Regions from separate parts of the Homo sapiens genome. Here region 1 is linked to region 2. A link is a contact called in ENCODE Hi-C data. All regions are on one chromosome and are shown on one strand. The core of a region is the stretch at or near the end of the contact, and the rest is flanking DNA. Distances in the headings are between cores, read along the strand shown.

Region 1 (5,811 bases), core at 1,477-3,976, 400 kb before region 2:
CGGCTCTGTGCCTTTGCTCAAGCAGCATCCCGAGCCTGGCTGATCTCTCACCATTAGTGGTTCTCAAGCCTGGCTGCACATTAGAATCCTCTGGGGAAATTAAACAACAAAAAACAAAAACAAACAATGGCAGGGCCTCACTCCAGATAGGATGAATTAGGATCTCTGAGGGTAGGGCCTGCATATTGGCTCAGCTCTCCAGGGTGACTCTGATTTAAACCACACACAGGCATACAACCCTCTTCCACACCCCAGCAGGACCTGCCAGTTAGGCTGCCATCAGCCCCAAAGACAGCTCTGGTTCTGCTCCTGGACCGAATGCAGACAACTCTATGACTGGCTTTTCTAGATGAGTCCCATTCAGTCAGAAAAGATTTAAAACACCTACTGTGTACAATGCAGCTGACAACCTTCTCTACAAATTACAAATGACAACTGTAATATTTTAAGTGTCATAATGTACACAATTCCTGATATTCACCCTCTCACTTACCTCTTCACAGTGGAAGGCAACATATATTTATTGAGCAACTCTCCAGGCCACACACACTCCAGTCATCTCAATCCTCACAATACTCCTGCAATACAGATAATGGCTTATTTTCATCTTACAGGTGAGGAAACCTGCTAAAAACAGTAAATAATTTGCAAGTTTTTTTCATGGTGTTAATCACATTTAAAAAACGTTTTTACTGCCTTCCCCACAAGACCATAAGAGAAGATCCACATGTTTTATTCACCTATACACACCTAGCAAACACCCAGTCAGTGCTTACTATTACTTAACACATTTTTGTTGTTGTTAAATGAGTAATGAGCATCCAGGATGCTCTCTCTCTTCTCTGCTTGGGAGCTTCATTTCTTTTCACTACACACCAGCTTGCTTGTACTCATTGCACCTAAGCCCAGTGCCCCTTGGCTTCTTTCGTAGGAGACCAAGCCCATCTCGATTCTAGTTCAAAAAAATCATTCAAAAATTCTAGTTCAAATAAATCTTGTTAAAAAAAACAAAACAAACAAACAAACAAACAAAAAAACCATGGTGCCCACTGTGGGCTAATGAAGTGGGTTTGAGGGGTCAAAACATTTGCATAAGGAAGGTCAAGCAGGTCCAGTTCCCAGAAGTGAGGGGTGCTGAGCAAGTTGGATAAGTTTCTTGACCATTCTGTGCCTCAATTTCCTCATCTACAAAATGGGAGAAATCCAACATCCTAGGATTAATGAGAATTAAATGAAAGTCTTGATAAAGTGCTTTGAACTATGGCTGTCACACAGTAAGTGTGAATAATAGGATGTGAATCTACAATTAAAAGGCTTAAAAATATCTACCAAACCAGGCATTGTTCTACAGCAGGGGGTCAGCACACTTTTTCTGTTAAAGATCAGAAGGTATATATTCTAGGCTTTGTAGGCCATACAATCTCTATGGACTACTCAACTCTGCTGCTATTGTAGCAGCAACAGCAGATACAGAAAATAACATAAATGGATAGGCATGATCTTGCTCTGGTAACACTTGTTTACAAAAACAGGCAGGCTGGATTTGGCTGCAGGCCATAGTTTGTTGACCCTTTTCTAGAGCAGGGCTGTGCAACATATATATAACATGTAAACCACAAATATGATTTAAAATTTTCCAGTAGTCATGTTAAAAAATAAAAATTGGTGAAATTAATTATACATTTTATTTAACCCAGTGTATCCAGAATAGTCATTTCAACATGTGATTAATATAAACAAATTGAGATATTTTACATTCTTTTTCATGCTAATTCTCGAAAATTCACTGTGTCTTACACTTACAGCACATCTCAATTCGGACTAGCCACATTTCAAGTGATCAAGCCTTATGTAACTAATGGCTATCATTATTGGGACGCCACGGTTCTAGAACTGATGCTAATATGGATAATGCTTGCTTAGGTGCATACCTATACCAAAAAGTGTATACAGTGCCAGGAAAAGTAGGCACGAAATATGGTATTGGATCCATATAAAAACTTATAAAGATTAGCTAATATTATAGTAAGCAAGGTGCACACATCTGCACAAAAATGGCCTAAACCCTGAGAAGAACGAGAGGAAAGGTCTGGAAACAATGTTTCCAGAAGTTTGTAACAAGTCAAAAATAACCTAGATCTGTTCAGATCTTTAGATCTCTTTAAAGCCTAAAGAGAAACTGTAACTTTCTAGCCCTAACCCACTTAACAGCTCCCCAGCTTCACAGGGAGCCCCGCCCTCTATGGAGAGAAACGATGCCAAATGTTGGCAGCGGTGTAGCGGTTACTGAACAGCCACTCAGCACTGCACTAGGACCATTTCCCTTAATGGTGACCCCTAGTAAAGGTGCAGCGAGAGGAAGGGACCAGCCCAACTGCCCGGTCTAGCCCGGGTTCGAGTTCCGGTGGGTGGGGTCGAGCAACATGCAAAGCCTGCCGCTAATCATCTTGGGATGACGGCCCGGCACCCAGCACACAAACAGCGACAGTCCCGAGGGTTCAGCCCACTCTGGCGACCTCGACAGTCGGAGAGGAAGGGGCGGGGGTGCGAGCACCTTCGGATCTACGCCGCCCAGGGCGCACCGGAAAGCTGCCGCGAGCCGGGGTGGGCTTCCGCTGGGAATAAGGGCTCGCCTTTTTGCGGGACACAGGCCCTGGCAAACCTGAAGCATGACTCACCGAAAAGCGCAGGCGCAGTTCCGGAGCCTTCAGCCGCCCAGTGCCCACGGAGAACTTCCGATCACCGGGACTGGGACAACGTCAAGGCTCAGCCAATCCAAGCCCACAGGCCGGCGCACGTGGTCCTGGGACCCAGTGCATGCGCGCTAGGGAAATGGCTGCCGTGGGACTGCGCTCGCGCGGCTTCCTAGAGGAGGAGCCATGGCCCCGCCCCGGGCCCGAGAGAAAGAAACTGCACTTTCGTTTTTTAGCAGCAAAGTTTGTTGATGTACTTTACAACTTATCTTTTCTGCTTCTACTCAGGACAGTCAAGACAGTGCTCAGCTAGATGTTCACATAACTGTAGACATAAATGTGAATCTATTTAACGCAGTAATTAATTCAAAAAGTGTTTTTAGCATCCTAGCATGCATCAGTTGATATGAAAGTAGTAAATGTTAATTGAGTGGTCTTGTGCATCCTGGACTTCTCATCTGTGCATATTCTCATTCTTTGCCTGCAAAGGGCCAGTAAAAGCACAGTGATGGTTGAACGAATGTGACAGCCTCCTTTGCTGATGCCTTACCCCAAGGTAATTTGGGGAAAGGTTCAGGGAAACAGAGTATCCAATCCAATACTCTGGACTGGGTGCTGGCAGGAAGGAGGGCGATTGTATGATTAAGTATCATAATAAATCTTACCTAAAAGGAGGGGAGACAAGACCAGTGACTCATTAACTGGGATAGGGGATGTTTGGTCATTTTTGTGGTTTGGACAATGTTTACGTTTTTTCAGCATTCCCACGTGATTACGAAGGAGTCTTGTTTTTGTCTTGATCCATCTGGTCAAAGAGTGGCCACGTCTGATGGTGTTCTGTGAAGTATTTATGTTCCACGCAGCACCAAGGCCCAGCTGTGACTGCCGGGGCAGCTCAGAGCTGTCAGGGGTTACTTTTTTCTTGCTGTCTATTATAGGGCTAAAATGTTTAAGGATTATATAATACCTTTTTAAAGAAAAAATTATTTGGCTGGGCGTGGTGGCTCATGCCTGTAATCCCAGCACTTTGGGAGGTCGAGGCAGGCGGATCATGAGGTCAGGAGATCGAGACCATCCTGGCTAACACGGTGAAACCCCGTCTCTACTAAAAATACAAAAAATTAGCCAGGCGTGGTGGCACGTGCTTGTAATCCCAGCTACTTGGGAGGCTGAGGCAGGAGAATCGCTTGAACCCGGGAGGCGGAGGTTGCAGTGAGCTGAGATCGAGCCATTGCACTCCAGCCTAGCGACAGAGCAAGACTTGGTCTCAAAAAAAAAAAATTATTTAATGACACTTGTCACTTGTTAAAGCATGGTAAGGAAGACTTTATTCAGGACCATTGAGATAGACATAGGTACCACTGCAACAGGGTCTTGCAGTGGGGAAGAGAGATTGGGCTCAACTTCAATTGTAGCATGGAAAAGTGAGAATTTATAGCCAAGGAGCAAGGTAGGGGGGTCAGTGGATGGAAAATTATTAAGAGGAAACATCAGGGGTAAGGGGGATTCTGTCTAAACCAACCTGACAAGATTCTTGCTGAAGACGGGCCAGGGTGATCAGATGTCACCTGGAGGTTGGTGGAGGATGAGGAACCAAATCAGATATTAAGGGTGATCAGATATTGAGGGTGGTTGCTTTTGGCTAAACTGATTTATCAAGGCTTTTTGCTAAAACTGGATTTTACAAGGAAGTGCACAGATAGGCCTAGTCAGGAGACTGACTAAAGTTTGGTTGGAAAAGAATGCTTGATAATCTTTACTTTTGCCTGTTAAAATAAAAAAAAATTGACGTAATTTAAATTTGGCAGAGTTTATGTGAGCAAAGAATGATTCATGAATCGGACAGCACTCAGAATCAGAATAGGTTCAGAGAGCTTTGTGGGCCGTGAGTATTTATAGACAGAGAATGGAAGTAAAATACAGAAATAGGCTGATTGGTTGCAATCAATGATCAGATCATTTGGATATGATCTGAGAAGTTGGCAGCTTGTGATTGGCTGAAGCTTGTCTGCTTGTGTTTGGCTGAGACTTGGCTGTTTATTATACTCTTCCTTAGGTTAAGCTTTCAGTGTATTTATGTACTAAGTTAAATTGCAATTCATTGTGTAGAAAATCAAAGTACAGAGACAGCCTTGAGCCAATAGCCTCCTGCTTATTTAATTTAACATGCTTTAATGGTATTTCTCTTCTCATTGTTACTTTTTTGGTTCATTTTATGAGTACTCTTGCCCCACTTTGTAAACACTGATTTAAAAATCCGAAGGACTATTGGCTCCTAGACCAACCATCTCTAGTTTTAGACAGTTACCTAGGAAAAATACTTTCTTTGTGATCAGATTTGTAACATGCAATTCTTAAAATATCTGATATTTGTCAAAACAATGGCACTCAAACTATGAAAGGCTCAATCTGAAGGAGTCAGTTTGGAAACTAGAAGTTACTACAGAAGTGGTCATTAGAGCTTTGAGGCATATTATAATCAATTTCTCATGAACTCTATGCTGAAGAAAAAAACAGAAATTACTCAAAAGTCTAAAATCAAAAACAACCTAGTGTTTTCTCTGGTGTGAAGGATAAGACCATTATTTCAACTAAGAGGCAAGCTATAATTACTGCGTAGTCCTGCCTTGTCTACTACAGTAGCCACATGTGGCTATTCAGATAAAATTTAAACTTCAGTTCCTCAGTTGCACTAGCTAAATGTCAAGTTCTCAATAGCCACCTGTGGCTAGTGGGTACCATATTGGATAGCACAGATATAGAACATGCTCATTGCTGTAGAAATTTCTGGCTGAGTTCATCTGGAATGAATCTAGGGCTGCCAGTGGATTCTAAAGAGGTTGCTGAAAAGTTTGTTCTTTTGGGCAATTTAAAAATGGAATACCTATAAAAGTACTCACATCTATGATAATTTATCATGCATAGTTTTCAGGCCTTTGTTTTAAAATCATCTTTCAGCTGCTTCAATACTCTGGAATTCTCTTTGATAAATTTCCCTTAGTGCAGCGGAAACCTCTTTTCAATCCTTATTAAGTCTCTGAGTGGCAATATATTAATAGATATTCTGAGCTCATGCAGACAGCCCTTTCCTGCAAATTCCCACGGAAGAGAGACAAAA
Region 2 (6,407 bases), core at 1,621-4,120:
TTATAAACTGCTGTCCAGTTTTCTGCAGTGATGAAAATGTTCTATTTCCGCATTAAAATGTTACAGCCACTAGCCACTAGCTCAAATGTTGCAGTGACTGTTGAGCCACTGAAATATAACTATTGTGATTAAGGAACTGAATTTTTACTTCTATTTAATTTGAATTAATTTAAGTTTACTTTTAGCAAGCCACACGTGGCTAGTGACCACCATATTGGGCAGCCCAGAGCTAGAAAGTTATCTCTGGAGGAGTATTGAATGGAAGAGGAGAGAAGGCTTCCTACAGGGAAAAAAAGACTATATTAAAGAGGGAATCATTTCTTTTCCTTTCAGAGATAAATTTTTAACACTATATAAATGATTTTGACCATGGATTGTGTACAGATGGGTGCCAACTTATGATGGCTCATCTTACCATTTTTTGACTTTATAATGCTGTGAAAGCAATACGCATTTAGTAGAAACCATACTTTGAGTATCCATACAAGCATTTTGTTTTTCACTTTAAGTACAGTATTCAATAAATTACATGAGATATTCAGCACTTTATTACAAAATAGGCTTCGTGTTAGATGACTTTGCCCAACTTTAGGCTAATGTAAGTGTTCTGAGCACATTCCAGGTAGGCTAGGCTAAGCTATAATGTTTAGTAGGTTAGGTGTATTCAATGCCTTTTTGACTTATGATATTTTTAACTTATGATGTGATTACTGAGATGTAACTCCATTGTAAGTCAAGGAGCATCTATACTCAAATATAGACCATTAATAATATGGAGCCAACAGGCGTGGTGGCTCACGTCTGTAATCCCAGAACTTTGGGAGGCCGAGGTCAGGGGATCACTTGAGCTCAGGAGTTCAAGACCAGCCTGGACAACATGGTGAAACCCTGTCTCTACAAAAAAAATTTAAAAAATTAGCCAGGCATGGTGGCGGGTGCCTATGGAGCTAGCTACTCGGAAGGCTGAGGTGGTGGTACCAGTGGAGGGACTTGACTATGAGTTGTGCAGGTTCTTGGTCTTTTGAACAAAGAATTGGACAAAACATGCAAACAAAGCAATGAAAGGATGAAGCAACAAAAGCACAGATTTATTGAAACCAACGTACACTCCACAGAATGGGAGTGGGCTTGAGCAAGCAGCTGAAAAGCACTGGTTACAGAATTTTCTGGGGTTTGAATACCTTCTAGTGATTTCCCATTGGTTACTTGGTTGTACCTATGTAAATGAAAGAGTGGCCCACGACCAGTTTGATTGGTTGCAGGAGGTGACCAATCAGAGTCTGAAGTGAAGTTACAAAGTTACACATGAAGACTAGTCCTGCGACCAGTCTGATTGGTTGCGGGAGGGGACCAATTAGAGGTACTTTCCATTTTTCATCTGCACAGTGCAAAGGTAGTAACCTCTGATCCTTTCGTTACTTCAGTGTGGAGAGGTGGGGTTTTCCTTTTGATTCAGTTCTAGGAAGTCAGGGCGAATTGGCTTTAGGTAACCTGTCTCCAGACCCTATTCTCCTGCCTCAGTGGGAGGATCACCTGAGCCTAGGAGGCAGAGGTTGCAGCAACCTAAGATCATGCCACTGCACTCCAGCTTGGGTGACAGAGCAAAACCCTGTCTCAAATAATAATAATAATAATAATAAAGGAGCCAGTTTAGTTTGTGTGCCTATAATCCAGAAGAAAGGTGTTTCAGTGTACAGTCAGAGACGATAACCACTAATCCTGCCTCTGGGCTGAGGATGGGACATTGAACAACTGTTTTATTCCTTATTCCTTAGTATTTATTTTATAGAGTTGAATCTCCAACCCCTCATCTACTTACCCACCATACTATCTGTGTAACTACAGTTAACATGCAGTAGCCAAGACAGTGACTCTCAATGTGGGAAGGGGGTGATTTTGTTTCCCAGGGAACATTTGGCAATGTTTGGAGACGTTTTGAGTTATCACAACTGGGGAAGGGGTGCTACTGGCATCTAGTGGGTAGAAGCCAGGGATGCTGCAAAACATCCTACCACGCACGGGACAATGATGCAGTCCAAAATATCAATAGTGCTGAGGTGAAGAAATCCTGGTCTAGAGCAGTGGTTTTCAACCCTCAATGTTCATTAGAGTCACTTGGGAAACTTTAAAAAATCCCTATGCCCTGGTCATTCCCCAGGCCAACTAAATCAGAAACTCTGAGATTGGGGCCCAACCCAGGTTTTGGTGCTTTTTAAAGAGATCTCCAAGTGATTCTAATATGAAGCCAGAGTTGAGAGCTACTGGCATAAAGATAGTCCAAAATATCCTATTCTTAAGCCCTCAACATATCTGACTCCTATGAACATCCATTTTGTGTCTCTCATGCAGTCTTCTGCCAAAACCATGTCCCTGTCTTTTACTTAGTCTATTTGTCACTGCAGGGCTCTTGAAACCTGTCAGACACCTAAATATGGAAACAATAGACACTGGGGACTACTAGATGACAGAGGGAGGGAGAGGGGCTAGCGTTGAAAAACTAACTGTTGGGTCCTATGTTCACCACCCGGGTGAAGGGATCAGATCATTCACATCCCAAACCTCACTATTATGTAATACGCCATGTAACAAACCTACACATGTACTCCATGAATCTAAAAGTTGAAATTATATATATAATATTTATAAATATTAACATATATTTATAAATGTTATGTATACATATACATTATGTATATGTATATGTATATGTATATGTATATGTATATGTATATGTATATGTATATGTATATGTGTGTATATATAGGAACCTGTCAGGCAAAGATAGGTTTTGGCTTTACCCTATCAAACGAAAGGGGATTTCAGAGGGCTTCTCTGGTAAACCACACCGTAGAATGCTTCCTACCCACTGGGGAAACCCAAGTTAAAAATGGTTAACAGGAAATCTAGTTGAGGGATATAATTAGCAATTATTAGCTCTTCGGTGGCTGTATTCATATTACATGAGATTATTCAGTAGCAGGAAAGGCTAGACTTATATCAAGTCTGTTTAGCTTAATAAAGCCAAAAAGAACAGTTGTTTTTGCATTTTTAGGTGGAAAAAACACACATTCTGAAGTTGCTCTTGTTAATTTGTTGAATGTTGTTGGAAAAGATGTTTCGCCAGAAGAAATAAAATTTCATAGTTTTTGTGAGAGATCAAAACACATTGCCTATGTCATCCTTTAATTGTCAAAAGATAATAAACAGAACTTTCTTACCCTGTTTCACTTAAGACTAACAGCTTGGAGGAAAAAAAATCAGAGGCCTTTGTTTTCTGCAAATTCACTGGGCAGCCATGTACAGTCTGGTGGTTCAAAGCTTTCATGATCTGTCCTCTGAGAACTTTGGAAAAACAACCCATGAGTACACAAGACTTTCTTTTTAAATTGGATTATTCTTTAATGAGGGTATGATTTGCTCAGGGTTATGTCAACTCCAAGCACCCTAGTTATGCTTCTTGGTGAGAATGTACAAGCCTCTCAGCACAGCTCAGCTTCTCTCTGTTGCATCTCTATCAAGGTCCTGCCTAGCAACAGCTGAAGGGAGCAGTTGAATGAAGATGTTCATTAATGCAGATGAGTGGCTTGTTGGCACAAGAACTTTCCAGCTAGAGCTGGGGGCAGAGTCCCTGACTCTTTCATCTTAAACACTGTGATACTGCTCACTTTAGGCTGGAGCTTCTCGGTGACATTCGGGGCTGGCCATTCTTAGTTGTGGGGGCCTGTCCTGGGCATTGGAGAATGTTTAGCAGCATCCTTGGGCCCTACCCACTAGATGCCAGTATCACCTCCAAGTGGTGACAACCAAAGATGTCTCTAAACATTGCCAAATGTCCCCTGGGGGACAAAATTACTCCCATTTCAGAACCTTTGTTACAAACTTATCAACTTCTAGCCGATAGTTTCAACAGGGAACTGCTGTAGGGCTTTAAATGTGTGAAACAATGAGATGAGGGAGGGGGCTTGTGATGTGATCTGATTGCTGCTTTGAGACGGTCCCTTGGCTGCTGCTTGCAGGGAGAAAGGAGACAAGAAGGTATTCCAAGAGACTTGCTCAATTCATGGTATTAGTCCAGGAAAGAGGGGATAATGGCATAGAGTGGGATTTTAGCAGTAGGAATGGAGAAGAAAGGAGGCATTGGAGAAATGTTTGGAGAGAGAGCTACAAGCCACCAGAACAAGTTGATGGACTAGAAAATATGTGGACAAAACAGATCAGCATCCAAGATGGCTCTTAGATTGTTGGTGCTCAGTACTACGTACTGACATGTAGAATATAGCAGGAGAAACTGGTGGAATGGGGGAATTCTTGGAGAGGTAGGGAGAATCAAGAATCCTGCTTTGGACGGGGCACAGTGGCTCACACCTGTAATCCCAGCACTTTGGGAGGCCAAGGTGGGAAGATCATTTGAGGCCAGGAGTTTGAGACCAGCCTGGCCAATATGGTGAAACCCCATCTCTACTAAAAATACAAAAATTAGCTGGGTGTGGTGGCACACACCTGTAATTCCAGCTACTCGGGAGGCTGAGGCAGGAGAATCACTTGAACCCAAGAGGCAGATGTTGCAGTGAGCCAATGAGCCAAGATTGCACCACTGCACTCCAGCCTGAGCAGCAGAGTGAGACTTACTCCAAAAAAAAAAAAAAAGAATCCAGGTTTGAGATCTCAATTGCCAGCTCATCAGGGTGAGGAGGTTACTGGGTCCAAGAGTCCTAGAACTCAGGGGAGAGGAGTTGGGAAAATAGGTTTGGTAAGAAGACAGATAATATTTGAAGCTATAGAGAAGTGAGTGTAAATGGAAAAGAATTGAGAACTTTATACTCTTGGCAACTCTATAATTTCGAGCTCCATTTTCAACCCCACCCTGCCACAGATTAGAGGCAACACATTAGAAATGGAAGAGGCTAGCGGAGACTTAGACTAGCTTGATTTAGCAGGAAACCCAGTTAAGTTTGAATTTCACATAAATAGTGAATAATTTTTAACTAAGTATGCTTTGGACATACTCATTTTGTCTCGCAATCCTAAACGGAGACCAACACCAGGGAAAGACGGCAATGTTTGATGATCATGATGTGTGCCTTGAGACACAGCAGATGAAACAATGCTTGACACCTTCTTTGAGAAGATGGGCAAATGTGCAGCATGTTTGAAAATGTATTTCCAAAATGAGATGTGTGACAAAGAGTTAAACATCCCTACAACAACCACAACCACAACCACCCCTGAAGAGGAAGCCTCAACCTCCCAATCCTCTATGCTAGCTACAAAACTATAGCTGAATTTTCTGGGCAACTCCATAGGCCTAAGGGACAAGAAAGCACCTTAGCAGATAGAAGATGTGAGAGCCCATTATTATAACTGGACAAGAAACTCAAAAGCTACAGTAGCTTTTATTGTTATGGCACAAGACACTTTAGAAACAGTTGATTTAACAGTTACTTTATGTTTTGTAGGTGAAGAAACTAAGACCTTGTGATGAGGTGTGCAAACAGTGGAGCCAGATAAAACCCGGGTCTTTTGACTCCTAAGCATAAACTACTCCAGGATTCACCAAGTGTGGGACACAAAATGAGAACACATAGAATATCATGGCCCTTGAGTTAAGCTGTCCTGAAGAACCCTGCTAGGCCATGCATGCTGAGTCATGCAGAGGGGGCCCCCAGGTGGCTCAGGGCAGTGTTCATTGCCTAACCGGCACTGAAGTCCTGTACTTCAATATTTTATCATCCAGTCAGACATGCTGGTGCTTACGAGCTGAATACTGACCTTGTTCCCAACCTATCTTCTATCATGCCTTCTTTTTGTAGGGTCTTGTCTCCTCTTGTCACAAAAACATAGAAATTTCTTTCCAGCACAAACTACCTAAAAGGGAAGGATAAACCAGATTGTCTGCTCTCTTAAGCATTTGTAGACAGACAACTTTTAAATAGAAGTGCATGCATGAGGTTCTAAAAGCTGTACAGGAACAGCAAGTCCCAGCCAGAGATCCTTCTAGAAAGAGAAACTCAAACTCCTGCTGTGACTATCGAAAATGAGAGTGTGGGAGATTTGGCTGTTGAGAGAAAAGCTGGTATCTTTGCTTCAGGTGAAATCGCAAGATTATGAAGTAAACTTAAAATAATCATAGAGTTGCATCCTCTAGCCTGGCTGGTGAAGTATGTTGAGTGTAGATTTAAGGAAGAAAGCTATGGAGCACACTTTGAGTGGCAAGTGTCTAATGAGTGTAATGACTGCCTAGAATATTTCATTTGTATTATCCTTGAATACCTAATCTATGGACTACACATATCATTTGACCCTAATACAAGCCTGATTTTAAAAAAACATAACACATATTATGTCTAGACTACAATCAAGCTTAAAAGTTTTACAAATTCCCTGGTTTTACTGCCTGTAAGTATGTA

Evidence for each region. Hi-C counts contacts between places; a loop is a spot of excess contacts on that map. Pooled maps may share reads with other maps.
Region 1: a loop to region 2 is called in a map of GM12878, with 2.7 times the contacts of the local background. The contact joins the promoter of TCEANC here to the enhancer-like site in region 2. A Hi-C loop is called at or near these places in 1 of 168 maps with a recorded cell type or tissue (GM12878), 17 of 37 single-sample maps with no recorded cell type and 7 of 50 pooled maps.

What each region holds. Positions count from the first base shown.
Region 1 is chrX:13,650,056-13,655,866 of GRCh38, reverse strand. It overlaps TCEANC (transcription elongation factor A N-terminal and central domain containing), which reads right to left and starts at 2,726. Exons shown (of 5, transcript NM_001297563.2): 1 at 2,679-2,726; 2 at 494-578. It overlaps LOC107985657 (a long non-coding RNA gene), which reads left to right and starts at 2,428. Exons shown (of 1, transcript NR_171573.1): 1 at 2,428-3,370. RefSeq lists enhancers at 2,504-2,593, 2,854-3,043 and a silencer at 2,614-2,925.
Region 2 is chrX:13,253,879-13,260,285 of GRCh38, reverse strand. No RefSeq gene overlaps it. Among named protein-coding and RNA genes, the nearest start is that of LINC02154, 46 kb to the left of the region's middle. RefSeq lists enhancers at 2,874-2,923, 5,854-5,973. Within about 2 kb of position 2,870, at least 2 of the 41 ENCODE cell types and tissues checked have a DNase peak (open chromatin) inside an H3K27ac peak, as active enhancers do; they include GM12878, where a contact is called at or near this core.